Linked DNA regions of Homo sapiens: all the other regions are linked to region 5. The links are chromatin contacts, found by Hi-C in ENCODE. All regions are on one chromosome and are shown on one strand. The core of a region is the stretch at or near the end of the contact, and the rest is flanking DNA. Distances in the headings are between cores, read along the strand shown. Region 1 holds the start of FOXJ3 (forkhead box J3). Region 2 holds the start of LINC01144 (long intergenic non-protein coding RNA 1144). Region 3 holds the start of C1orf50 (chromosome 1 open reading frame 50). Region 4 holds the start of SLC2A1 (solute carrier family 2 member 1). Region 5 holds the start of DPH2 (diphthamide biosynthesis 2). Region 6 holds the start of NASP (nuclear autoantigenic sperm protein). Region 7 holds the start of TMEM69 (transmembrane protein 69).

Evidence for each region. A loop is a pair of places that touch in the nucleus more often than their neighbours do. Pooled maps may share reads with other maps.
Region 1: a loop to region 5 is called in a map of CD8-positive, alpha-beta T cell, with 6 times the contacts of the local background. The contact joins the promoter of FOXJ3 here to the promoter of DPH2 in region 5. A Hi-C loop is called at or near these places in 2 of 168 maps with a recorded cell type or tissue (CD8-positive, alpha-beta T cell and breast epithelium) and 8 of 50 pooled maps.
Region 2: a pooled map shows a loop between it and region 5 (14-fold over the local background). The contact joins the promoter of LINC01144 here to the promoter of DPH2 in region 5. A Hi-C loop is called at or near these places in 2 of 37 single-sample maps with no recorded cell type and 6 of 50 pooled maps.
Region 3: a pooled map shows a loop between it and region 5 (9-fold over the local background). The contact joins the promoter of C1orf50 here to the promoter of DPH2 in region 5. A Hi-C loop is called at or near these places in 2 of 168 maps with a recorded cell type or tissue (CD4-positive, alpha-beta T cell and naive thymus-derived CD4-positive, alpha-beta T cell), 2 of 37 single-sample maps with no recorded cell type and 9 of 50 pooled maps.
Region 4: a loop to region 5 is called in a pooled map, with 13 times the contacts of the local background. The contact joins the promoter of SLC2A1 here to the promoter of DPH2 in region 5. A Hi-C loop is called at or near these places in 4 of 37 single-sample maps with no recorded cell type and 11 of 50 pooled maps.
Region 6: a map of naive thymus-derived CD4-positive, alpha-beta T cell shows a loop between it and region 5 (15-fold over the local background). The contact joins the promoter of NASP here to the promoter of DPH2 in region 5. A Hi-C loop is called at or near these places in 1 of 168 maps with a recorded cell type or tissue (naive thymus-derived CD4-positive, alpha-beta T cell), 1 of 37 single-sample maps with no recorded cell type and 7 of 50 pooled maps.
Region 7: a loop to region 5 is called in a map of naive thymus-derived CD4-positive, alpha-beta T cell, with 8 times the contacts of the local background. The contact joins the promoter of TMEM69 here to the promoter of DPH2 in region 5. A Hi-C loop is called at or near these places in 1 of 168 maps with a recorded cell type or tissue (naive thymus-derived CD4-positive, alpha-beta T cell) and 10 of 50 pooled maps.

What each region holds. Positions count from the first base shown.
Region 1 is chr1:42,333,735-42,337,030 of GRCh38, forward strand. FOXJ3 (forkhead box J3) reads right to left here and starts at 1,501. Exons shown (of 13, transcript NM_014947.5): 1 at 1,325-1,501. RefSeq lists an enhancer at 476-1,433 and a silencer at 1,018-1,537.
Region 2 is chr1:45,302,322-45,305,839 of GRCh38, forward strand. LINC01144 (long intergenic non-protein coding RNA 1144) reads left to right here and starts at 1,589. Exons shown (of 1, transcript NR_024270.1): 1 at 1,589-3,298. It overlaps LOC105378691 (a long non-coding RNA gene), which reads right to left and starts at 1,425. Exons shown (of 3, transcript XR_947287.4): 1 at 1,171-1,425. RefSeq lists enhancers at 1,162-1,221, 1,682-1,921 and a silencer at 1,312-1,491.
Region 3 is chr1:42,765,918-42,769,068 of GRCh38, forward strand. C1orf50 (chromosome 1 open reading frame 50) reads left to right here and starts at 1,332. Exons shown (of 5, transcript NM_024097.4): 1 at 1,332-1,473; 2 at 1,592-1,707. The coding sequence starts at 1,395. P3H1 (prolyl 3-hydroxylase 1) reads right to left here and starts at 1,111. Exons shown (of 15, transcript NM_022356.4): 1 at 590-1,111. The coding sequence starts at 1,054. RefSeq lists an enhancer at 370-489 and silencers at 750-859, 1,480-1,619.
Region 4 is chr1:42,956,970-42,960,350 of GRCh38, forward strand. It overlaps SLC2A1 (solute carrier family 2 member 1), which reads right to left and starts at 1,899. Exons shown (of 10, transcript NM_006516.4): 1 at 1,665-1,899. The coding sequence starts at 1,682. SLC2A1-DT (SLC2A1 divergent transcript) reads left to right here and starts at 2,080. Exons shown (of 4, transcript NR_033967.1): 1 at 2,080-2,608. RefSeq lists silencers at 1,020-1,659, 1,790-2,199, 2,072-2,255.
Region 5 is chr1:43,968,715-43,972,100 of GRCh38, forward strand. DPH2 (diphthamide biosynthesis 2) reads left to right here and starts at 1,296. Exons shown (of 6, transcript NM_001384.5): 1 at 1,296-1,608; 2 at 1,882-1,994; 3 at 2,252-2,475; 4 at 2,673-3,356. The coding sequence starts at 1,462. RefSeq lists enhancers at 1,327-1,606, 2,092-2,638, 2,639-3,183, 2,969-3,386.
Region 6 is chr1:45,582,159-45,585,504 of GRCh38, forward strand. NASP (nuclear autoantigenic sperm protein) reads left to right here and starts at 1,883. Exons shown (of 15, transcript NM_002482.4): 1 at 1,883-2,047. The coding sequence starts at 1,989. RefSeq lists enhancers at 499-548, 959-1,018, 1,469-1,778 and silencers at 1,309-1,368, 2,279-2,578.
Region 7 is chr1:45,686,413-45,689,950 of GRCh38, forward strand. It overlaps TMEM69 (transmembrane protein 69), which reads left to right and starts at 1,769. Exons shown (of 3, transcript NM_016486.4): 1 at 1,769-1,863. GPBP1L1 (GC-rich promoter binding protein 1 like 1) reads right to left here and starts at 121. Exons shown (of 13, transcript NM_021639.5): 1 at 1-121. RefSeq lists enhancers at 1-335, 1-111, 172-221, 432-761, 1,711-1,780 and 1 more.

The DNA.
Region 1 (3,296 bases), core at 251-2,750, 1.6 Mb before region 5:
CAAACCATGTTTCAAACCAGTTTCAAAAAAAGAGTGTGCAATGGGTACTCAACAGAGTAAGAGGAAAAGTGAAGTAAAAGAGCTTCTACAAAATAAGTGACTAGGTGAAACTAGTGCTGCCTTGTGAGAAAAAGAGCTATGCATATAACGCTCCTATGACATCACGCTTTTTCACTGGGAAACAAAATAGAAGGAAGAAAACACACACAAATAAATCTCAGAAAAAGACCAAAAAGGTGCCCACCAATCTCTAACTCCTTCAGGAATTAGAGTGAATGGCTCTAACTCATTCAGGAATCCAACCAGGGACAACACAGACGTGGAATGCACCAACACGGAATAGTAAAACCTTTGCTAACCAGACACACAAAAAGTAAAACAGAGAAATGAAAACTATACACCTGAATGCATCGGTAGCAAGCGCTTATTCTCTATAATTAAGCAACAGAGAAAAGAATAAGAGCAGCTAATGGAAGAGGAAAAAAGATGTTAATGAAACTAAGCCCTGTTATGTCCCCTACTGGCCTCAATTTCAGAGTACAACTCTCGATTCTTCATCTAACCAACAGCCGGCCTCGGCAAAGCAAACTGACCCTAACACCTTCCACGCCACCCGGAGGAAATCACAGAGGAAAAACCATCCCGTTAACCTCCCTCCTCACCAGCTGCAAAAATGGAGCTGGGAGGGGGGGCGGGAGACACTCTACCACGTGGGCAGGATGCAACACACACAGGACAGCAACACGTCCGCATGGAACGGCTGCCTTTGCCCTAATCCCAGCAAAGGACACAGACACAGGATGGGCGGGAACGCAAGCACCCTCGCATGGGCCTCCTCTCCCCAAAGGGCCACTCCAAGGCGTGAGGTACAGCCCGCCCTGCCGGCAGAAAAGCGCCCCCAAGCTTAAAGGGAAGAAGCCGCAGAGTGCCGGGGTCGGGGGCTAGCCCAGGCCAAGGGACAGGTCATGGAGGGAAGGAGACGGTCGCTGCCCTCGGACTAGGCGCCCCCGGGATCCACGTCTGGTTCCCCGGTGCCCCGCCTGGGGGAGGGGCGGGAGACGCGAAGCCGCTGCTTCCCAGCTGAGGGGCAGCAGCAGCTGAGAAGCGCCGCGGGGGAGGGAAGGACCCAGCCCTCGGCGTCCGCCAGGCCCCAGCCGGGGCCCAGGCCCCCTGCCCCACCCGCCGCCCACCCCGCAACGCGGCTGCGGCTGGAAGAGAGAGGGCGTCTCGCGGAGGACAGCCCCTGCCTCCGTCCCGGGAGATGCCACAGCCCCGCCTCCTCGCCCGCCGCCCAGGCCCGGCCGCCCTGGCGGGGGGCACTTACCTCAGGCTGCGCAGGCCGGGACGGCCCGGCCGAGCCCCCGGCCGCTCCGTGCGTCTCCGCCCCCCCGGGAAAGGTCCCAACGGTGCCTACTGCGAGCGGTCGAGGCCCCGAGCAGCCCCGAGAGCGGCGGCGGCAGCAAGAGCAGCCAACATCCGGGGCCGCGCACCCGGAACTACTTCCCGACCCGCATCCCCCGCCCGCCCTCGCCGCCACCGCCTCCTGCGGCGTCGCTGCGCCGCCGGCCCGGCGTCAGCGGCGTCAAGTCCCTGCGCGGTCACGGTCGCTTCGACGCACGCAGGATCCCTCCGCTGGGACAAGTAGTGCCCTGAGACTCCCGAGGCTCTGCATCGGCGCAGCCGGTGTCATCTAGCGGCCGGCAGTTCCGAGCGACTTGGGGTCCTTGTGCCTCGGAGTGGCGTCTGGGAGCAAAGGCGGCGGAGGCAACCCCGCAGTTGAGGACAGTAGGGATCGGTGGCTTTGGACCCTGCCCACGGATACCTGGGGCCCCATGCCCCGAAGGAATGGTGCCTTCTGCCCTCCCCCGCCCCCCAACATCCGCCACCTCACCGAAGCGCCCGGCACCTTAGCCTCCTCTCCAGGAAAGCGGACGCCTTTTCCGACCTGGCACACCGCGGATTCCGGGACCCCCAACAAAGGCGCCTTGGACCTTCAGGACACCCCTCTTTTCAGAACTTCATGAGTCCCAGGTGCTAGACTCATGTCTGCGGAGGCCTTTCCCGTGCCTGGTCTTTCTTTCTTTCTTAAAGGAGTTGGACCTCTAAAGGCCCTTCTAATTCTCAAGGTAGCTACCCAGGTTATGGTACTACTATCAGTAGGTGGAGCGTTTAGAAGGGTAGTTTGGTCGACGAGTGAACTTTGGAATTTACTTCTACGTCAGTCTTCACTGATTCTTTCTCTAAACTATTAGCACTGATAATCTGCCCTATAATTTCACACTTAATTACATTCCAGTGTAGTATTTGCTGTTGCTTCATTCGCGTTAGTCACATATTCCCCTGCAGCGCCAAACACGCTTTTGAACTCACAATGGGTGGCTCAATATTTGGAGACTTAGATATTTGTTAGATGAATACTAGGCTGATTGGATGAGAGGAAAAGGAGAGGCATGAGTGAATTGGCCCTGGGTACTTTTTTGACATAGTCTCAAAGGGTTCAGATAAAGACCTCCAGCAGATCTGAGCACACAATTCCTTCAGTAAACATTGAACACCTGCCGTTTGGTCAAGCATTTCTAGGCACTGGAGATTCAAAGTATTCACATATTCCTTTTCTTTATAAGACTAGCAAGATTCTGAAGATTCATGTACTCATTCACTCAACAAATATTTGCCAATCACTACTAAGGTTGCCAGACACTATTTTAGTGCTTGGGATGTATCAGTAAACAGAAGAGAGAGAGAAAACAAATACCCTTCCCTGTTGGAGCTTTCATTCTAATATAAGGAGAAAGATGATAAATGTAAGAGAATTATGTAATATGTTAGAAGGCATATGGGGAAAAAAAAATACACCAGGGTAAGGGGTATGAGGAAAACTGGAGGAAGGGGGTTTGCAATTTTTTTTTAAGAGGGAATCCTGCTCTCCCGCCCAGGCTGGAGTGCAGTGGCGCGATCTCAGCTCACTGCAACTCCCGGGTTCAAGTGATTCTCCTGCCTCAGCCTCCTAAGTAGCTGGGATTACAGGCGCGCGCTACCACACCCGGCTAATTTTTGTATTTTTAGTAGAGATGGGGTTTCACCATGTTGGCCAGGCTGGTCTCAAACTCCCGAACTCAAAAGTGATCCGCGCTCTTCGGCCTCCCAAAGTGCTGGCATTACAGGCCTGAGCCACCGCGCCTGGCCTGCAATTTTAAATAGAGCCGTCAGCATGGGCCTCATTTATAAAATGACTTTAAATCGGAGACCTGAAAGAGCTGAGGGAGTCAGCCATGCAGTTGTCTGGGGAAGAGTGT
Region 2 (3,518 bases), core at 339-2,838, 1.3 Mb after region 5:
GAGGGTAAATAGGTAAAATCATAAATTAAACACACACATAGCTTTTACCCCAACAATTCTACTTCCAAGAAATCAGCCTACAAATATACTCCATATGTGCACAAAGACCTACAGAAAGGATGTTTACTACACCATTTTATAAACAGCTACAATGTTAATCAATAGGGGGCTGGTTAAATTAATATAACACATCCACACAATATAACACACACAGGGTATTACGTGGCCATTAAAAATACCATGGTAGGCTGGGCGCAGTGGCTGACACCTGTAATCCCAGCACTCTGGGAGGCCAAGGCAGGTGATCACCTGAGGTCAAGTGTTCGAGACCAGCCTGGCCAACATGGCGAAACTCCCTCTCTACCAAAAATACAAAAATTAACTGGGCATGGTGCAGGTGCCTGTAATCCCAGCTATTCTGGAAGCTGAGGCAGGAGAATCACTTGAACCCCGGAGGCGGAGGATGCAATTAGCCGAGATCGTGCCATTGCCTGGGCGACAGAGCAAGACTTCTGTTTAAAAAAAAAAAAAATCATGGTAGGGCCGGGCACGGTGGCTCAGCCTGTAATCCCAGCACTTTGGGAGGCCAAGGCAGGCAGATCACCTGAGGCCACGAGTTCCAGACCAGCCTGGCCAACATGGCAGAAACCCCCATCTCTACTAAAAAGACAAAAATTAGCCCAGCGTGGTGGCGCATGCCTGTAATCCCAGCTACATGGGTGGCTGAGACACGAGAATCGCTTGAACCCAGTGGTGTGCCACTGCACTCCAGTCTGGGCAACAGAACCAGACTCCATTTAAAAAAAAAAAAAAAGTACATATGGTAAATATTATGTGTATTTTACCAAAACAAGTTTTTATTTTTAAGGCACAATCTTGCCCTGTCGTCCAGGCTGGAGTGCAGTGGCGCGATCACAGCTCACTGCAGCCTTAACCTCCCCCAGCTCGGGCGATCCTCCCACCTCAACCTCCCGAGTAGCTGGGACCACAGGCCTGCGCCACTACGCCCGGCTAATTTTTGTATTTTTGTAGAGACGGGGTTTCACCATGTTGGCCAGGCGGATCTCGAACTCGTGATTTCAAGTGATCCGCCCGCCTCGGCCTCCCAAAGCGCTGGGATTACAGGCGTGAGTCACCGCACCTAGCCGAAAAAGAATTTTTTAAAGTCACCATCTCTACGAGGTTTTTCTGGGCCACCCCCCGGTAAAATGTCAAGCCCTCGACGAGCCGGGAGAGAGTCGGAATCCTGTGGGGGAGGCAGGGGCGTGTCCAGAAAGGCGGGAGCTTCCGGAACCGCTTAGAGCTAAGGGAGCTCGGAGCGGGGGCCGGGGCCGAGGGCGGAGCAGGGTGGGGAAGGGGCGGGTCCAGAAAGACGGGAGCTTCCGAGGCCGCCTCCACAGGAAGGGAAAGGGGCGGGAGCTTGGAGGGGGCGGGTCCAGAATGGCGGGAGCTTCCGGGGCCGCCGCCTCTGGAAGGAAAAGGGGAGGGAACGTAGAGGGGGAGGGAACGTAGAGGGGGCGGGACCAGGAACGAGAGCGCGTGGGTTTCTGGGGTGTCCGCCGGCGCCCCCTGGGATTGGGGAGAGAGGGAAGGGCTGAGGCTCACGGTTTCGGAGTAAGGGGAGCGGCCCGGCGAGCCGCCGCGCCTGGGTTAAGAGCTGCAGGAGGAACGTGGCTTCACGAGTTCGGCTCCTCGGCCATCCACAGCCCGGGCCTCCGCCTCTGCTGACCTGGCGGCTGTAGAAGGCAGAAGAGGCCTGAAACCTGCAGCAGGAGCACCACCCTGCCCCGCGGCCCCGCGCGCCCTCCAGTGGCGTCATCCCATCCGCTTTGATCTCGACTGGCGCGCCTACCCTCGGCAGCGGCACCCCTTGGGAGCGCAATCGCGGGCAGACTCCGAGGACCCATCTTGCGAAAGTTCTGCGAGGTCCTGACTTTAAGGGAACAGGGGTCGTACTTGGGCCATGGCCGGAAGGGAGATCCAACATCCATGACGACGTCTACCCCCCAGCCTGCCCCTTCAGAGCCCAGTCTGTGCCTTGCGTCAAAGTCAAGCAAGGGCTCTTGTAGGGCACCGAGCCCCAGCCAAAATCACCCTTTTCTTTCAGATAGCCCCCACTTACCCCCAGAAACCTTACTCTCTCCCTCGGGAGCAGGTGGGAAGTGAAAGGCCGGGGGGGCTGTTTCTGCTCTGCTTGTCTGTACCTGTGGCCCTTGAGTGGAAAACCCCGCCGCTGGACCAAAGACCTGGAGGCTCCAGGATTGCCCACTTGGGACCCTGACTATGAAGGGTCAAGATAGCCCATTCTGCCCCAGCACTCAGAGCCCTATTACCAAGGCCCCTACTCCAAGAATCCACCATCAAAACCGGGGCCCTGCCAGTGCCTTCCCAGTGTTCAGGCCTAGGGAAGAATAGCCCCATTATGCCTGTTACTCCTGATCCTTCTGCAGTCTCTCTCTTTGTGACCCCATGGCCTTTGCTGCTATGTCTGCCCTGGCCCCACAGAGTGCCAGGTCAGAGCCACCCTGGCCTACATAGCAGGGCCCCGGTTCACAGGCTAAAACCTGGGCCTCCTGCCAGGCTGCAACTCCCAGCTGCACACCGCAACCTGAGACATCTCAGCATATTCTAGGAACTAGTAATGGGGACGCTTCCGACTCGCTGGGGAAGGGAGATGAGGGCCTCTAGCTCTCCATGCCCAGTCTCTCATCATCAAAGTCATTTAAGGCCCCAGCGACCCCAGGGTTCAGCAGCATCCTGTTCATCATGAGCAGAGGGGTGACTGAATAGAATGGGAGGCAGGTGTGGCCTGAGCAGTTCCCAACCTGAATTTTCCTTTGAGCTTGGTGATTTGGGGCGGGGGATTGAGATATTTTCCTTTCACTTGTGGGAAATCTTGGGGCCCCACAAATCACTAAGCTGAAGGGAAAAGTCAAGCTGGGAACTACTCAGGGCAAACCTGCCTCCCATTTTATTCAGTCACTCCTCTGCTCGCTGAGATAGACACATACCTGATTGCCTCCTTTGGAGAGGCTTGTCAGAAACAAAATAATGCAACCATTTGTCTCTCAGCTACCTGCGACCTGGAAGCCCCCTCCCCACTTCGAGTTGTCCCCGCCTTTCTGGACGGAACCAACGTACTTCTTACATATATCGATTGATGTCTCATGTCTCCTTAAAATGTATGAAAACAAACTGTGCCCTGACCACCTTGGGCACATGTCGCCAGGACTCCCTGAGGCTGTGTCACGGGCACGCATCTTCAACCTTGGCAAAATAAAGTTTCTGAATTAACTGAGACCTGTCTCAAATTTTCAGGGTTCACATTTTGGTAATCATTGAGGGATTCTGAGTGGAGATGCCCCTGACTTTTGACAAATCTCCCATTGGTGCATGGTACCAGCATGAGCTAACTTTATGGCTCAAACCAATAGGACAATTTGCTGAGGTCTGAGAGTACCCCGTCCAGAGAATCCCTGATCTCCCAAAATTTAGTCAAGATCTAAAGTTTATTTTGC
Region 3 (3,151 bases), core at 82-2,581, 1.2 Mb before region 5:
CAAGCCCAAGTGTACACTTGGACACATGGCACTCTGGCATTCCGAAAAATACTCATTTTCTTTGTAAACCTGGCAGACTAGCCAGAGGGTCCCCCCCCCGCCCCCACACACACACAGAAAGGGCCAGGCAGCCCCTGCTGGCGACGTGGCAACCTCACATCCTGAAAGAGAGCTGCTGAATCAAACAGCAGGAAAAGCACCACTGGAAAACCAACCGGAAGGGAGATATTGTAGACCGCTACTAGCTTCTCACTCGGACACTTACAATGACATCAGAATGGGAGACCCAAACTGCCGCTTTAATTCCTTCCAGGAGATTTCCCAGGGAACAAAATGGCCATGAGTTTTGCTTGGCCTGTGCCCTAACCCCAGGCTGGACCTTTGGGGTTAGCATCTGCCCATGCGAACTGGGCGAGGAAGGTCTCCTGCCAGGGAGCAGCTCTCCCCGGCTCCGAGGAGAGCTCCCCAGCCAGGAGGCCACTTTCCCCTCCCTGCGGACACTTCCCCGATCCCCCAAGCTCCTCAGGTCCCCTGCAACACTCCTCTCCCCAGAAGGACCCCGGCCGCCTGGTTCCAGGCAGGTCTGCACCTTGAAGTAGGCGACCTGCAGGTAGTTGTAGGGGCTCCGCTTGCGGAACTCCAGCTCCATCTCTTCGCTGAGCGAGTGGGCGGCCGGCGGCCCGAGGCAGCGGCGCAGGCAGGCAGCGCGACGCAGAAGGCCCCCGAAGAAGCTCAGGTCGCGCAGGGCGGCGGCGCCCGAGGCCTGGGCCGGGCTGGGGGACCAGTCGGGGTCCAGCTCCCACGGGAAGTCGGCGGCACACTGGGTGCGGCAGCGCAGGCGAAGGGCGCGGAGGGCTGCCCGGGAGCGCAGCGCCCGTTCCATGCTCAGGACCACCCCGGGCCAGTCCCCGCGCGCGTAGGCTGCGGTCCCCTCGGCGAAGAGCAGATCAGGCGTCACCATGCCCCATCCTGCCTCGGACTCGACCTCGGCTTGGGAGGCAGCGGCCACGACAGCCAGCAGTGTGGTCAGCAGCTTCAACGCGCGTACCGCCATCGCTCCCTCAGACCTAACGGAACCGCCAGCCACCCGCCACCAAGGCCGGAGTCCTACCCCCGGCGAAGGCCCGCCCCCGGGCGAAGCCCCACCTTCCAAGCCGGGCGGCGCATGCCCACGAGGCTTGCACCGCCTCTTTTCCTTTCAGTCAGCCCGGATCCCCCCACCGGCCCTCAGCGAATCCCGGCGCGTCAGCCGGAGCCCCGCCTCCGAGCTCAGGCCTTGCTCAGTCGAACTGACGCCCAGTAGACAAGAAAGACGGAAGCTCCGCCCACGCGCCTTTATGCGCAGGCTCTTCCTACTCGCACAGCCCAGGGAGTGGGGAGGATAAGGCGCTGTCATGGAGGACGCCGCCGCGCCGGGGCGGACCGAGGGGGTCCTTGAAAGGCAAGGAGCGCCGCCAGCTGCAGGCCAGGGAGGTATGCGGGGCGGGAGTCAGCAGGGGGAAGTCAGCTCCCGCGAGGCAGCCGGTCTCGGGGCTCCGCGGGAGGCCGACGGCGGGAGCTCACGGCTTGTGTTCCTGGGTGTGTGTCGCAGGAGCCCTGGTGGAGCTCACCCCGACCCCCGGCGGCCTGGCCCTGGTGAGCCCCTACCACACCCACCGGGCCGGGGACCCCTTAGACCTCGTGGCGCTCGCAGAGCAGGTGCAGAAGGTGAGGAGGCGCGGCCGGGGCAGCGAATAACCATCTTCGTTCACGTTGTACTCTGCGTCTTTCGGCTCAGACCTCACTACCACCTATGGTGGGGGTGGCATTTGCTCTTGTCTCCATTTTACAGACGAGTAAAGCCGACTGTCATTGTGAGTCGGTGGCCTGATTCGAATGACCTTCTGGGACCAAAGGTTCCTCTAACTGCAACTTGAGTGCCCATAATCTTCCTTCGTGGGAAGGTTTACACAACACTTTAGTGTTCATTATTTCATTTGCACCTTAGGACAGCCTTGTGAGGTAGGCAGTACAGAGTTATTCTTCCCATTTGACACAAAGAAAAGTTCTTCGGGAAGTTTCAAGGTCCGCTTATTTTAAGCTGCTTCCCATAAGATCTTTGTTACCTGAGAGTTTAAACATCTTCTAGCAGGGCAAGGACTCCAAGTTTAGTCCTCATTAAACACAGTATTCCCAAGCCCAGTGTTTATATATGGATGGCCAAAATAAGTCAAATAAGGAGGAAATGTGAAATAATGGAAAAAACACTGGAAGTTTGGACACATGAGTATTAATCCCACTTTTGATACTAACTTGCAGTGCGACTTAAGGCAGATTACTTCTCTCTGGACCTCAACTATTTTATCTGTGAAGTGAAAGGTTTGAAGTAGTAGAGCTCCAAGATCTAAAGTTTTGTCATTATTCAATGAAAAACCAGATTCCTTCTTATCTCTTATCAAGACTTCCAGTTGTACACCCTCTTCAGTGTCCACAGATGGAGGGTCCTGCTGTTTTAAAGATTATCATGGCCCCTTATCCCTGTATACACTATCAGATTTGGCCTTGATTATGTTCCAGGGTCTTTGCTTTGCCCAAAATTATTTAATGTGCTCAAATTCCCTCACATCTCTTTTTTTTTCAATGATCCTAGAAATCCTTCGAATCCTTTTTTTTTTAAAATTAAGAAAAATTCAGATACGCAGAAAGCTCCTTTAATTCAAAACTTGGCTTTCTTCTTTTTGAAGAGCTGGGGAGCAAAGTGCAACTTTTATTTATTAAGAGAATATGCATCTAGTTAATCAGATTACTCTTATTGGGAGGGAGGTTGGCAGGGACAGAATCTTGTGCACACAACGTATTCATGTGCTATTGAATGACTATCGTGTTTATTACGATGGCCTGAACAGATGGAAGAAAGAACACAGTTTTTGTCTTTCATCCTATAATCTTATGAAATACAGAGGATGCATTATTATGCTGCCTCTGTTTCCCCAATACAATCTGTATTTGAGAAGCTGAAGAAAAAAAAAACTTTAGAGACAAACAAATTGAATCAAACATATTAACTATCTAAAATGTACTTTTTGGCCAGGTGCCGTGGCTCACACTTGTAATCCCAGCACTTTGGGAGGCCAAGGTGGGTGGATCATTTGAAGTCAGGAGTTCGAGACCA
Region 4 (3,381 bases), core at 649-3,148, 1.0 Mb before region 5:
AAAGTAGTTTGGCTAAGAACCTGCTGATTTTCTCCTCCACTTTTCTGTCTCCACGTAGTATTCCCTTATCCACTCAACAAATAAATACCCATGTCTGGCATAGTATGCTGAATAGATAGTTCCTTCCCTAGAGGAAGTGACAAAAGTGATCTCTTTCAGATGGAAAAACTGAGGCCCAGAAGTTAAGTGGCCTGCAAGAGCCCTGAGATATTTGGACTTCCTTGCCACTAGCTAGAAGAGCTTCTCACTGAACTTTTGTTTAGTTATATCCCACCCTTACGGCTCACCTAAGATCCTGGGAGCCTTCCCCGGGAACTTCCCCGGGGTCTCACCTCAAGCGAGGGCCCAGGAAGGGTGAACCAAGTCGTCTGGATTTATGGATTCAACAGGTGTGGGGCGGAAGGCCTTTTCCTGCCGAGGGTGCGGCCCAGCGCCACCCCGCTCAGTCTCAGCGGGACACCTCCACAGCCAGTAGGAAGGGCAGTTCAAAATTCAGTGCTACCCCCGCGTCCCAGCTAAGAAAACAAGGGCCATCCAGGTGCCCTCCCAGCTGACGAGATGGAAAAATCAAAGTATAATAGATAAAGAGGGACCGTTTCAAAAGAAAAAGGGGACTTGAAAATATTGTAGACTAGGGGGAGGAAAGGAGGTGGAAAGAAACAATGCCCTACACACAGGAGGGGCTCCACAAACAATTTGTTGAAAAGAAATCGCTCTGCGGACGCTACAAAGATGCCCTGCAGGACAAGCCCACTTACACAGAAAAAAAGAAATCCTATCTAGGGAGTTGTTGGTCCCCAGAGTCCCCATCCCTCATTCCCCAACCCCGTGGCGTGCGCGCTTCCCGCTAGACTTCAGCCTGGGGCTCTTTCCTGGCCCCCAGATCCCCCGCCCCTCCGGTTGCGCTCCCCGCCTGGCCCCGAGGGTAAACCTGCCTCCGCGGAACACATCTCCGCGAGACTGGGCCAAAGCTTTGGGGCCTGCACTCCTCGCAAAGGAGAGCCTCCGAGACCGGAGGTTCATCTCAACCCCCGCGTTCGAGCCCGGGCCTGGAGAAAAGTGCCCTCCCCTCGGCCTCGGCCTCGTCACCGCGGGGGACTGGCGGGAGGAGTAGGGGAGGCCGGTGGGACACCTCGCACCAGGCCGCCCACCTACAGGGGCGTCCGGGCTAGGGGAGCAGACGGAGAGCGGGGGCGGCTCCTGACTCCTCCGCGCGCCGGGGCCGGGGCCGGGCCGGGGGCTCGGCCCGCTCAGCCAATGGGCGCCGCGCTCGGGCCCCCTCCCCCGCACCGGGAGGGGCCGAGGCTGGGCTGCTGCTGCCGAGGTCGTGTGCGACGTGCCGCTCCCGGGCCCTGTGTCCCCAGCCCCAGCAGGGCCGCGTGGACGGCGCGGCGCCCCCGGAAGGAGGCCATGTGCTCAGTGCCGGCGCCAACTACGCACGCGGCGCCCTCCGGCCCGCTAGATCCGAAGCCCATCCCCACTGCGGCCAGCGGCCCGGCGGGGCGCTGCGCTCGGGACCCGCACCGAGCCAGGCTCGGAGAGGCGCGCGGCCCGCCCCGGGCGCACAGCGCAGCGGGGCGGCGGGGGAGGCCCTGGCCGGCGTAAGGCGGGCAGGAGTCTGCGCCTTTGTTCCTGGCGGGAGGGCCCGCGGGCGCGCGACTCACCTTGCTGCTGGGCTCCATGGCAGCGCTGCGCTGGTGGCTCTGGCTGCGCCGGGTACGCGGGTGGCGACGGGCGTGCGAGCGGCGCTCTCCCGCTCAGGCTCGTGCTCCGGTCCGGGGACTCCCACTGCGACTCTGACTCCGACCCCCGTCGTTTGGTCTCCTGCTCCCTGGCGTGCTCACTCGGGGACCCGCGACTAGCGACCGGCACGCTCGCTGTTGCTACCTCTTGCCTCTTGCCAGAGAGCGCGCGGACCGTAGCGTTTATAGGACCCCGGCCATTGGCTGGCGACGCCGGTGTGTCAGGGGTGTGTGGGCAGGACCTCGGGGCGGGGCCTGGGGCCCAGCCTGTCCTGGGCGGCGCTCTGCGGGGAGGGGGTGAGGGGAGTGGCCGGGGCCGGGGCCCCCCCTAACCACTGCCTCGCTCAGGCTGCCGATCGGCTCGTTCTCTCTGCGTTGGGACCGCGGAGGGCATTCGCTGTGTGACTCAGGGCAAGTGTGCGCACCTCTCTGAGCCTCCGCGGCCTTCTCTAGCAAAATGGTGGAGCCGGTACCCGGCTGTAAGGCAAGCTGGGATGCGCGGAGTAGCGGGTGGAAAGCTGGACTGGAGTTCTCACTCGGCCGCTGGGTGACTTCGGTGCACTAGGGATAGTAACAGTACCACCTCGTAGGGTTGTAGAAAGACCAAGTGAGTTAATATTTGTAAAGTGTTTAGAACAGCGTCTACTGCATGGAAAGTAGTATTTATTTGTTAGAGAGACTCCAGGAGGTCTTGCCCAGGGATTGACTTCTCCCTTCCCTGTCTCCACCCCCCACATTCCCGTTTGTGAGCCAAGCCTTGCTTTTGCACCGGCCGGGCTCTCTTGCCTGGAAATGCATACCCATCTCAAACCTGGGCTTTAAAATCACCTCCTCTGGGACGCCTTCCTCTACTTCTCACAGTTCAGGTGAGTCTATGGTGACCTGTAAGTGTGGAAAATATGAAAGGCAGGCTAACTGACTGACATGATAGGACATTAAGGACATGATAGACCTCGGGTTTGAACCAGCTCAACTGTATACTGGCCCGGCCGCGATCCTGGGCGAGTTCCTGGCCAGTGAGGCTGTTTTCGTTTTTTTCTTTAATTTTTTTTTTTCTCAGACAGAGTCTCGCTCTGTCGCCCAGGCTGGAGTGCAGCGGCACGATCTCGGCTCACTGTAACCTCCGCCTCCCGGATTCAAGCAGTTCTCTGCCTCAGCCTCCCGAGTAGCTGGGATTACAGGCGCCCGCTATCACCCCTGGCTAATTATTTTTATTTTTAGTAGAGACGGGGTTTCACCATTTTGGCCAGGCTGGTCTTGAACTCTTGACCTCGTGATCCACCCACCTCGCCTCCCAAAGTACTGGGATTACAGGCGTGAGCCACTGAGCCCGGCCGAGGCTGTCTTCTTATGAGTAAATGGAATTCCCACACCAATCTCATTGCTATCAGGAGAGGTGCAATTTCCAGATAAGCTCATGAAGTGTTTAGCATGGAAGTTCTCATTTACTGGTTGGTGGTATTGTTGGTTTATTTATTTAGTCTGTTAGTAAATAAATAAATGCTGGTCTCAAACTCCTGGGCTCAAGTGATCCTCCCACCTTAGCCTCCGTAGTAGCTGGGAGTGCAGGCATGTGCCACTGCACTGGTAGTGGTATTGCTATCATCTGACTTCACCTTATTTCCTCTAGACCAGTGCC
Region 5 (3,386 bases), core at 46-2,545:
CTCGTTACTCCCACATTCATCCCACTCCTTCCCTGTTCAATAGATCCGGGTTTGATGCTGGTTGTGCCACAGAATTAGTGTCTTATTACACAAGTAGTCTCTTTGAACCTCAGTTTCCGTATCTGACAGAGGTATGTAAGGAGGGCATTTCAAGTGATGTTGCATGTGGGGGTGTTTGCATATAAGTAAACATGGGGAGTAGAGGGGATGTGAGGGGCTGGAGGGTAGAGGTCTATGTGGTATGCACTGGGGGTATTGCTGGGAAGCAGCAGTGTTTGAGGATGGCTGGAGCTGTGCAGAGCATCTCCTGTGACTTGAGGATGTGCCAGTCATGTCCTTGGTACCACTCGGGATAATTCTTACTCCAAAGACTGTAAACACTAAAAATGAAGTGCCTAATGTACAGTAAGTGCTCAGTATTTGGCTGATTAAATAGCAAATGCTTTCACTGCATGCGATATCCAAAGAACTACTTTGTAAAGTTTTGTATATAAATTAATTAGACCCTCACAACAATCTTATTAAGAGGTACTATTGTCACAACTCCCCATTCTTCAGATAAGGAAATGGGCATAGGGACATTCCTAAGATACTCAGTAGCAAGTGACCAAGCACAATATTCAAACCCGAGCCGGTCGGCACCAAGTTTAAAATTATGCAGTGTAGCCGGGCACGGTGGCTCACGTCTGTACTCTCAGCATTTTGGGAGGCCGAGATGAGTGGATTGCTTGAGTTCAGGAGTTTGTGACCAGTCTGAGCAACATGGCAAAAACCTGTCTCTACAAAAAATACAAAAATTAGCTGGATGTGGTGGTGCGCCTGTAGCCCCAACTACTCAAGAGGCAGAGGTGGGAGGATGGCTTCAGTCCAGGAGGTGAAGGTTGTGGAGATCGCGCCACTGCACTCCAGTCCAAGCAACATAGCGAGACCTTGTCAAAAAAAAAAAAAAATGAATGAATGAAAGAATTATGCAGTGATACTGCCCAGAGGATAGAGTGCACGTGAAATGCTTAACAGTGAAGTCGGTGTTCCTGATGGCCGCGGGTCGGCTGAACCGGACTCCCAGCGCCCGAGAGGAGGCCAGGGGAACTACAATGCCCACAAGGCTCCGCGCCTTCCTCGATGTACTTCCGGCTGGCCTGGGACTCAGGCTGAACATTGGTTCTCTGTGCGGGGCGGTGGCGGGGATTGGAGGGCGGGAGCTGTGCTGACTTAGGATTGGCAAAATCGCTATCAGCCACGCCTCTAAAACCCGGAAGTAACCTCCCCGGTAGTCCCACGTGTAGCGGAGAAACAGTAGTTAGGATGGCTGAAGGGGATACTCACCGGCTGAAGGCCGACTGTGATTCCCCCTACCCCCACAAGGCGATTTTGACCCCCTGAGGGCTGCTCTAGAGGACTCAGGCCCCGAAGCTGTCCCAGGGAGGTCCCCGCTGCATCCCACCACCCAAGCTGTGCCTCATGGAGTCGATGTTTAGCAGCCCTGCCGAGGCGGCGCTGCAGCGAGAGACCGGGGTGCCAGGACTGCTTACTCCTCTTCCGGACCTGGACGGAGTGTACGAGCTGGAGCGAGTCGCTGGATTTGTCCGCGACCTGGGGTGTGAACGAGTGAGGACAGACTTAGGGAAGGGTGGCTCGCCTCTGTCGGGATGGGTCGCCCAGAGGATCCGGATCTTGGGGGATTTTGTGAGGGCGAGAGGGTGGGGGAATCAGTCTGTCCGCAGCGCGTTGACCATCCCTCCCTTCCACCTACTACGTGGGGCAGAGTGCCCCTCTGGGACCAGGGGCTTTGAAGGTTGAGTGGGAGCTCCTGGAAGATTGCTTTAAAGAAGCCCTCAGTGGGAGAGAGGCTGTCCCTGACTCCATGGTTTATGCTTATAGGTTGCCTTGCAGTTCCCTGACCAGCTATTGGGAGATGCTGTGGCTGTGGCTGCACGACTGGAGGAGACGACAGGGTCAAAGATGTTCATTCTGGGTGACACAGCCTACGGCAGGTGTGAACTTGGCCTTAGGTGGGCCAGGCCTGGGGATCCGGGGCTCATGGGGTTTTACGTCTATGACAGTGATTGCCTTCAATGGTGGTGTTTCTCCTTGATGATAATGGTAATGACTCCCCTTCTGATGCTAGCTCCTTTCATTGACAATGTCTTCCTTTAATGAAACCATTTTATTCACTGACCACATTTCCCAGTGATGACAGCAACTCGCCTCCAGAAGAGAACCCATTTCTCTGATGCTATCTTCCCTGCAGCTGCTGCGTGGATGTGCTGGGTGCTGAGCAAGCTGGAGCTCAGGCTCTCATACATTTTGGCCCTGCCTGCTTAAGCCCTCCAGCCCGCCCACTGCCCGTTGCCTTCGTGCTTCGTCAACGTTCTGTGGCCTTGGAGCTCTGTGTCAAGGCCTTTGAGGCCCAGAACCCAGACCCCAAAGCGCCTGTGGTGCTGCTGAGTGAGCCGGCCTGTGCCCATGCCCTGGGTAAGGGGTTTTGCCTGTGTATGCACAAAGGGTGAGCCAACTGCTTTATGCCTTAATTTCCCCATTTCCATATACCATCCATAGAACTCTTGATATGGGCTTGGCCCCAGCCTACTGGGTCATATTTAGTCTCCTGGGGATGAGGGAGCTCCTGCTTTGCCAGGCTCCAACCTCAACACTACCTCCTTCTCTTCCAGAGGCTTTGGCTACTCTCCTGCGCCCACGGTACCTGGACCTGCTAGTCTCCAGCCCAGCTTTTCCCCAACCAGTGGGTTCCCTGAGTCCAGAGCCTATGCCCCTAGAGCGTTTTGGGCGCCGCTTCCCCCTTGCCCCAGGGAGGCGTCTAGAAGAGTATGGTGCCTTCTATGTAGGGGGCTCTAAGGCCAGCCCTGACCCAGACCTTGACCCAGACCTGAGTCGGCTGCTCTTGGGGTGGGCACCAGGTCAACCCTTCTCCTCCTGCTGTCCAGATACAGGGAAGACTCAGGATGAGGGTGCCCGGGCTGGACGGCTAAGGGCACGAAGACGATATCTGGTAGAGAGGGCCAGAGATGCCCGCGTGGTAGGGCTGCTGGCAGGCACACTGGGTGTAGCCCAACACCGTGAGGCACTGGCCCACTTGCGGAACCTGACTCAGGCTGCTGGCAAGCGTAGCTATGTGTTGGCCCTGGGGCGGCCCACCCCTGCCAAGCTTGCCAACTTCCCTGAGGTGGATGTCTTTGTGCTATTAGCCTGTCCTCTGGGTGCTCTAGCCCCCCAGCTTTCTGGTAGCTTCTTCCAGCCTATACTGGCACCATGTGAGCTGGAAGCTGCCTGCAACCCTGCCTGGCCACCTCCAGGCCTGGCTCCCCACCTCACACATTATGCGGACTTATTGCCTGGTGAGTAGTGGGGGCATTGCCTAAGCTGGA
Region 6 (3,346 bases), core at 633-3,132, 1.6 Mb after region 5:
TGGTAGCCATTCAATGAGTGCTTAGCGTGAATTCTACACAGTGCTAATTACCTGTAATTCTCACAATGTCCTTAAGCGGTGGCTACTAATATGTCTTCATTTTACACTTAACCTTAATCCCAGCTACTCGATTACAATCCGGGTTACGTGACCTGGCTCACGTCACCTAGCTAATAATGGAAGAGCCCATGTATGTTTGCCATAGGAATTGGCATTTTCACGTCCAGCTCTCTAGCCCCAAAGATTTCAACCTCTTCGAGCCTTGACAGATTGGAATAAGAATCCTCTCCAGGAATCTTTCCCAATATGCTGGAACCTAAAGGGAAATAAAAACCCCTACTCCGATCAGCGTAGACTGGGCCATGGTGAAAAGGAATGGATGATACTCCAGGTGTGAGGAATTGCAGCTTTTTAGCCTGCCAGTTATTTTTCACTCAGCCATTTGCAGGAAATGAGGCACACTGCTTTCCATAACTGATTTGTCTTGCAACTTTCTGAACAAGTCACAGCTTCCCCTTTTTTTTTTTTTTGAGACGGAGTCTCGCTCTGTTGCCCAGGCTGCAGTGCAGTGGCGAGATCTCGGCTCACTGCAACCTTTGCCTCCCGGGTTCAAGTGATTCTCCTGCCTTAGCCTCCCGAGTAGCTGGGATTACAGGAGCCTGCCACCACACCTGGCTAATTTTCGTATTTTTAGTAGAGACGGGGTTTCACCATGTTGGCCAGGTTGGAACCTTGGCCTATTTATTTATTTATTTTTGAGACGGAGTTTCGCTCTGTTGCCCAGGCTGGAGTGCAGTGGCGAGCTCTCGGCTCACTGCAACCTCTGCCTTCCGGGTTCTAGTATTCTCCTACCTCAGCCTCCCGAGTAGCTGGGATTACAGGCGCCCGCCACCACGCCCGGCTAATTTTTGTATTTTTTAGTAGAGACGGGGGGGTCTCACCATCTTGGCCAGGCTGGTCTTGAACTCCTGACCTCGTGATCCACCAGCCTAGGCCTCCCAAAGTGCTGGGATTACAGGCGTGAGCCACCGCGTCCGGCCCCTTGGTTTATTTTTCTAAGAAACAGACTAACACTGATCTCACTAGTAGCATTGTTAATATTAAACAAGATAGCTAATAGCTTTAAAGCGTCTAATCACGGTACCCCCACGAGTAGTAGTCACACAGCAAATCATAGGCAGGAGTGGACAAACAGCGCTGGGAGCATTAATTCTGGTAGATTTGGAGTCTGGGCAGGGCCTAAGAGGATGGGATCAGCGGATTGGGCCAGCCAAAGGGGGCGGGTTCAGAGGGAGGAGCCAGCTGCCTCCCGCTGCAAGCCCCGAGCTTTGAATCAAGCGCGGTAGTTTCAGCTGTAGCCAATCCTAGAACAAAATCTTTTTGCGTCAGTTGTTGCTGAGGCCTAGATCTCACCCAGATCAGTTCTAGTCGCTGCTGCTTGTACCCGTCCTCGGCCCTTGCGTGTCCGTCCGTTACGACTCAGAGGACGGAGAGAAAGTCTAAGTCACCTTCCTCAGTATCCAGGCCGGAAGGAGACTCTCAGCTACTCGCCCTGAACATGCAGAGCAGCACTGGCTTCCCTGTCTCTGGATGCCGCAGGGGCGTCCTGTCAGGAGTTGTAGTGTCAAGATTCCAGTTCTTCTTATGCGACTTGCTGGAGAAGCAGGAAGTTGCTGTTTATTGGAGAAGTCGGGCTAGGGAGGGAAACAATCCCGCGGAGCCATATGGAGAGGGCAGGAGGTGTCTAGATAGTGGTAGGCCGGCGGGGGACGGAGGGTATGGGTGGTGAGTCCTGGCCCTTTAAACCCGAGGGGGAGGATCCGGAAGTGGATGGGCGGGGCGAAGGGTCCTCGTATATAAAAGGGCCCCGGCCGCGCGGGGTCTCTAATCTGCCATTTTCTGTCCCTGAGTGAGTCTCTGGCGTCCCAAATTGCCTGTTTTTCTCGCAGGCTCTATTCCGTTCGCTGGTTCGCCACCTCAGGGGAACGATGGCCATGGAGTCCACAGCCACTGCCGCCGTCGCCGCGGAGCTGGTTTCTGCCGACAAGTAAGCGGGACTGTGGAAAGCTTAAGGCACTGGCCAGTCCGCGGGGAGGGCTAATGGACGGGGGCTCCGGAGAAGGGGCAGACCGGTGGGCGGGAGTACTTGCCTTCCCAAGAGCAGCTGTCGCTGTTCGGGAAGGCCTGGTCACTGGAGCAGTCCTTCTTTTGCTGAGAGCCTCGCGCAGCAGCGGTAACGGCGGTCGGCTGGCGCCCCCTGCCCCGCTTTTCGCGGCCGCCATCTTGCCGGGGGCAGCGGCGGCTGTATCCTTCGCCTGCCCCTCTCCTTCCTCCCCCAGCCCGGGGCGGTTGGCCGGGAGGCGGGGCCCTGGCGCGCGGGTTGGCCTTCACGCCCCTTCTGTCCCCAGCGTGTGCCTCTGGTAGAACCCCTGGATAACCCGGGAATATAACCAACGAAGATTTGGCGCCAAAAGGGAAAAAAAACCTTGCACGAGGAAGGAGGCTGGACCTGAGGGGTCGGGGTGGGCGGGGCCTTGCTGAGGGCGGGGTTTTGCGCGCGTGCGTTCGCTTCCCTCGCCGGCCCTGGGGCAGGGGGCGGGGCCTTGAGGAGGCGGGAAAACTCCATTGTTTGGGGCCGCTGCGGCTCCAGCAGGAGCTTTGGACTATCTCCGTGGGGCCGGCGAGGCTAGTTCCCCCCGACACCTCGCTCACGTCTTGTGCTGGGAGATAGTTATCGCTCCCCGCGACTCCGTGAGCCCCTGCCTGTGGTGGGGAGGATTGTCGTTCTTTAGACTTTGGAGGTGGTGTCTGTTTGGGGGGAACATTACCGGACGTAAAGCGTCTTCAGGAAGCGCTGTCTGGAGCTCTCACCAGCACTGTTTGGTTGCTAGGTGAATCGGCAGTAGTATGCACGAAGTGGAGAAGGACTGGAGGGAAACAAGATAGGATTGTTTTGAAAGCGGCACAGTGCCACTCAGGCGTAATCTGTTTTTTGAACAGTGGAGGGAAACACTACACGAGTTCAAGGAAACAAGTGCTGTTTCCCATACAGTAGGTCTGATTTCCCAATCTTGCCATATTTTTTTAGGCATCTGGTTCTATTTTTTTTTCTAATCTTGTGCGCTTTAGAGGTTAGTTGCCTTCCCTGTAAAAGGAATGGTTGCTGTGAAGTTTTTTAAATTGATATTCTATAGGCTTACACTCTGTCATGATTATGTCTTTGTTTGTTTATAGTTAGAGATTTACGTATATCTCTGCTTACCACCTTTTCTCTCTGCGTTCTTGTAGAGCAGTGGTTCTCAAGTCACCCTGAGAATCATTTGGGAACTCATGGGAAATACAATTT
Region 7 (3,538 bases), core at 519-3,018, 1.7 Mb after region 5:
GGGCAGCGGCGGAGCTATGGCCAGGGACTAGACGCTGCGTCTGAGGACGCGTCCCCAGCTTGTCGACCCGGCAGAGGCGGCTAGTCCACAACCATAACAAAGCTCTTCCCAAAATGGCTGCCCGGCCCACAAGGTCCAGGAGGGGCAGAGCGGGTGGAGGAGGAGGAGCGACCAGCAGCACGGCCCTCCCATCCCCCGTCCGACCCCGCCTTACACACGCCCACCTGAAGAAGCGCATGCGCAAGGGACTGCTCCGGCGACCCTCCCGGACGCCAGTTCCCTACGCTGCCAACGTTCGGCCTCCAGAACGGCGGTTATGCCCTGCCCCGCCCCCGGCTCCCTTCTTCGCCGCTTGAGGCGGCGCATGGTCACCTCTGCCCCCTACAGAATTGAATCCTCTGCCTTTCCTCGTGCCGCCTGAGGCACGGACAAGCCTAGTTTAGTACGCCCCTTCTAACCCCCTTGCCCACTTCCAGGGCCTGGGCGCGTATGAATGAGTGGGTGGGTATGCATGTGTGTATCCCTTTTTTCTTCACCCTCCCACAGCCCGCCCCTTGGCCAGTGCGCGTCCCGAAACTACCTCTACAAGGACTTGCAAACCGGTTTCGGAGGAACGTGTGTTTTCCGGCCCTTTCCCACCTTCCGCTCCTTACTTCTCGTGTGCGCGTCGTTGAGACTCCAGTCCCCAGCGGGCCACACGGCCTGGCCCCGGAGGCTGCGCGGCTGCGTCGGCCGCGCTACCCGCTGGGAGTAGTAGTTCCCCTGGAGCGCAGGCGTCACTCCCCCGCCCAAGCGAAGGGCGGGATTCCGGCGAGAGCCTGCGCTTGCGACAGTGCCGTTTCTCCTACCTGAAGTCTCATTGGGTATCGCACTACTGGAAGGGGCGGCGCTGCCATGACAGAGAAGGCAATAAAACTGAAGGCCTAGCTCGACTAAAAGCGCTTACTATTAAGGAAGACTTCGCTGTGGCTCCATCCGGCACGGAAAGCTAAACCGTGTAATGGCTGGCAACCAGGAAGCTAGACTACCTAGAATCCGGAGGATTGGAGGGACTGGCCGGCGTGGGCCCCTGAGATCTCCTACTACATGTCTTCAGTTTTATCCATAGACACGGAAGGGCACTAAAATTGCCTGGTGCCATTTCCTGTGAAACAAGTCTAGATAAGAGAAGGGACTTGCCCAAGGTCACATAGCCGAGAAATAAAGCCGAGGGCAGTAGGAGAAATGATCTGACTTTCCGAACCACCCCCAAGCCTAGGGCCCTTATCACCACACCTTTCATGGAAGTGAAAATCCTGCTCTTGTGCTCTTTAACCCTTAATGAAGTTTATAGGTCCCAGCAAAGAAAATGGATGTAAGAACTGGGCTTTTTTCCCCCTCTAAATGATAGTAAAGGGCCCTAATGCAGTGAGATGTGTCCCCATAGGCCTTATAAACCCTGTTTTGCAAAGTAAAACATAAGTCCCACAGATGGCAAGCAATTCAGGTCACACTGGGCCTAAAATCCCGTCTCTTACCTTCCTTCACCACCATCATTCTGAGATTGTTTCAGTACTTGCACTCTACTTACCCGAACTCTGTGGGCAGATTCTGCTGCCTGGGAGCCCTGGAATAGAACTTCAAGGACCGTTCAACATCTGGATTCAACTAGAAATTAAGAATGGCCCCCAAACAGAAAGCCGGGCCTAGGAACCAATTAGCGCAGGTCAAGTCCCTACCCGGACTCATTTTTTTTCAGCCCTCAGGAAGTAGGGGCCTCTCTGAATCCACTTGCCGGAAGTGCCTTTCCAGTGGACCTGGGCTGTTGTTGCGGTTGTTTTCCTTCTCTCCGTGCAACGCTGGCAAGTCTCAAAGTCGCCACAGGTGCAGGTTGGGATGGGAGGCACCAAGGGTTGGTAGTAAATTTGCGACGTTGGGATGGGAGGGCACCAAGGGTTGGTAGTAAATTGGAGACGCGGGCACTCTCGGGCAGGGTTTCCCGAAGACACTGGCGTCTAAACCCCGCCTTCCTTTCTCAGAGGTCAGTTTGAAGCTGGCAGTTTGCAGTCTTCCCACCAGGGCAATGGGAATATTGAGCTTTTTCATTTATATTAGGAGGATTAAGCTTTGAGTCTCAGTCCTTAATCCCGCATCACCTGCCGTCCCTGGACTTTTTAGGTTATCACTTTTTAATACCCACTAGTTGGAAAGCACGTGCCACAGAGGAAAGGGAGTTTCCAAAGATGGGGGGATGGTTGAGATTTTAAATGGAGTGGTCTGGAAAGTCCTTAAGAAGAAAGTGATTTTGAACAAAAGTGATGGGTACGCTCTGCGGGCATTTTGGTCTGGGGCTCAGGTGGGTGGGTGTGGGTGTGATCTAAATTCTACTCGGAGGCCCAGGATTACTTACCTCCCTACTTGCTTCCTTAAGTATAGTATGAAGACATTAACTGGTATACAGGATTTCTTGACCCAGCCCTAAGATCTGTGATCAATAAATTAGTTCAATCGATTTTTTTTTTTTTTTTTTGAGACGGAGCTTCGCACTGTCTCGTGGGCTGGAGTGCAATGGCGCGATCTCGGCTCACTGCAACCTCCGCCTCCCAGGTTCAAGCAATTCTCCTGCCTCAGCCTCCCGAGTAGCTGGGATTACAGGCGCCTGCCACCACGCCCAGCTAATTTTTTGTATTTTTAGTAGAGACGGGGGGGAGGTTCACTACGTTGGCCAGGCTGGTCTCGAACTCCTGACCTCGTGATCCACCCACCTCGGCCTCCCAAACTGCTGGGCTTACAGGAGCGAGTCACTGCGCCCTGCCCAATCGATTTTTTAAAATTAAGCAGCAACTGTAGGTTTTTTTAGACATCCCATTCTCTTGGTTAAGAATGAAATTGTCAGATCTAGATCCATATTATCATTCACCTGTTTTTACTGGCTGCTTACATTAGAGTTTTTAATCAGTCCCTCCTGTGTAAAGTGCTTTGTGTCAGGGACGGTTCTCAGCTATTTACATGTAGTAACTTATTAAGTGTTATATCAGGCTAAGTGGCACACACCTGCAATCCCAGCACTTTGGGAGGCCGAGGCAGGTGGATTGCTTGAGCTCAGGAGTTCAAGACCAGCCTGAGCAATATGGCAAAACCCCTTCTATACAAAAAATACAAAAATTGGGGCCAGGCACGGTGCCTAATGCCTGTAATCCCAGCACTTTGGGAGGCCAAAGCAGGCGGATCACGAGGTCAGGAGATCGAGACCATCCTAACATGGTGAAACTCCGTCTCTACTAAAAATACAAAAAATGAGCTGGGCGTGGTGGCATATGCCTGTAGTCCCAGCTACTCAGGAGGCTGAGGCAGGAGAATGGCATGAACCTGGGAGGCGAAGCTTGCAGTGAGCTGAGATGGCACCACTGCACTCCACCCTGGGCGACAGAGCAAGACTCCGTCTCAAAAAAAAATTGGCTGGGCATGGTGGCGTGGCCTGTAGTCCCAGCTCCTTAGAGGGCTGAGGTGGTAAGATCCCTCGATCCCGGGAGGTCAAGGCTGCAGACAGCGGAGAGCA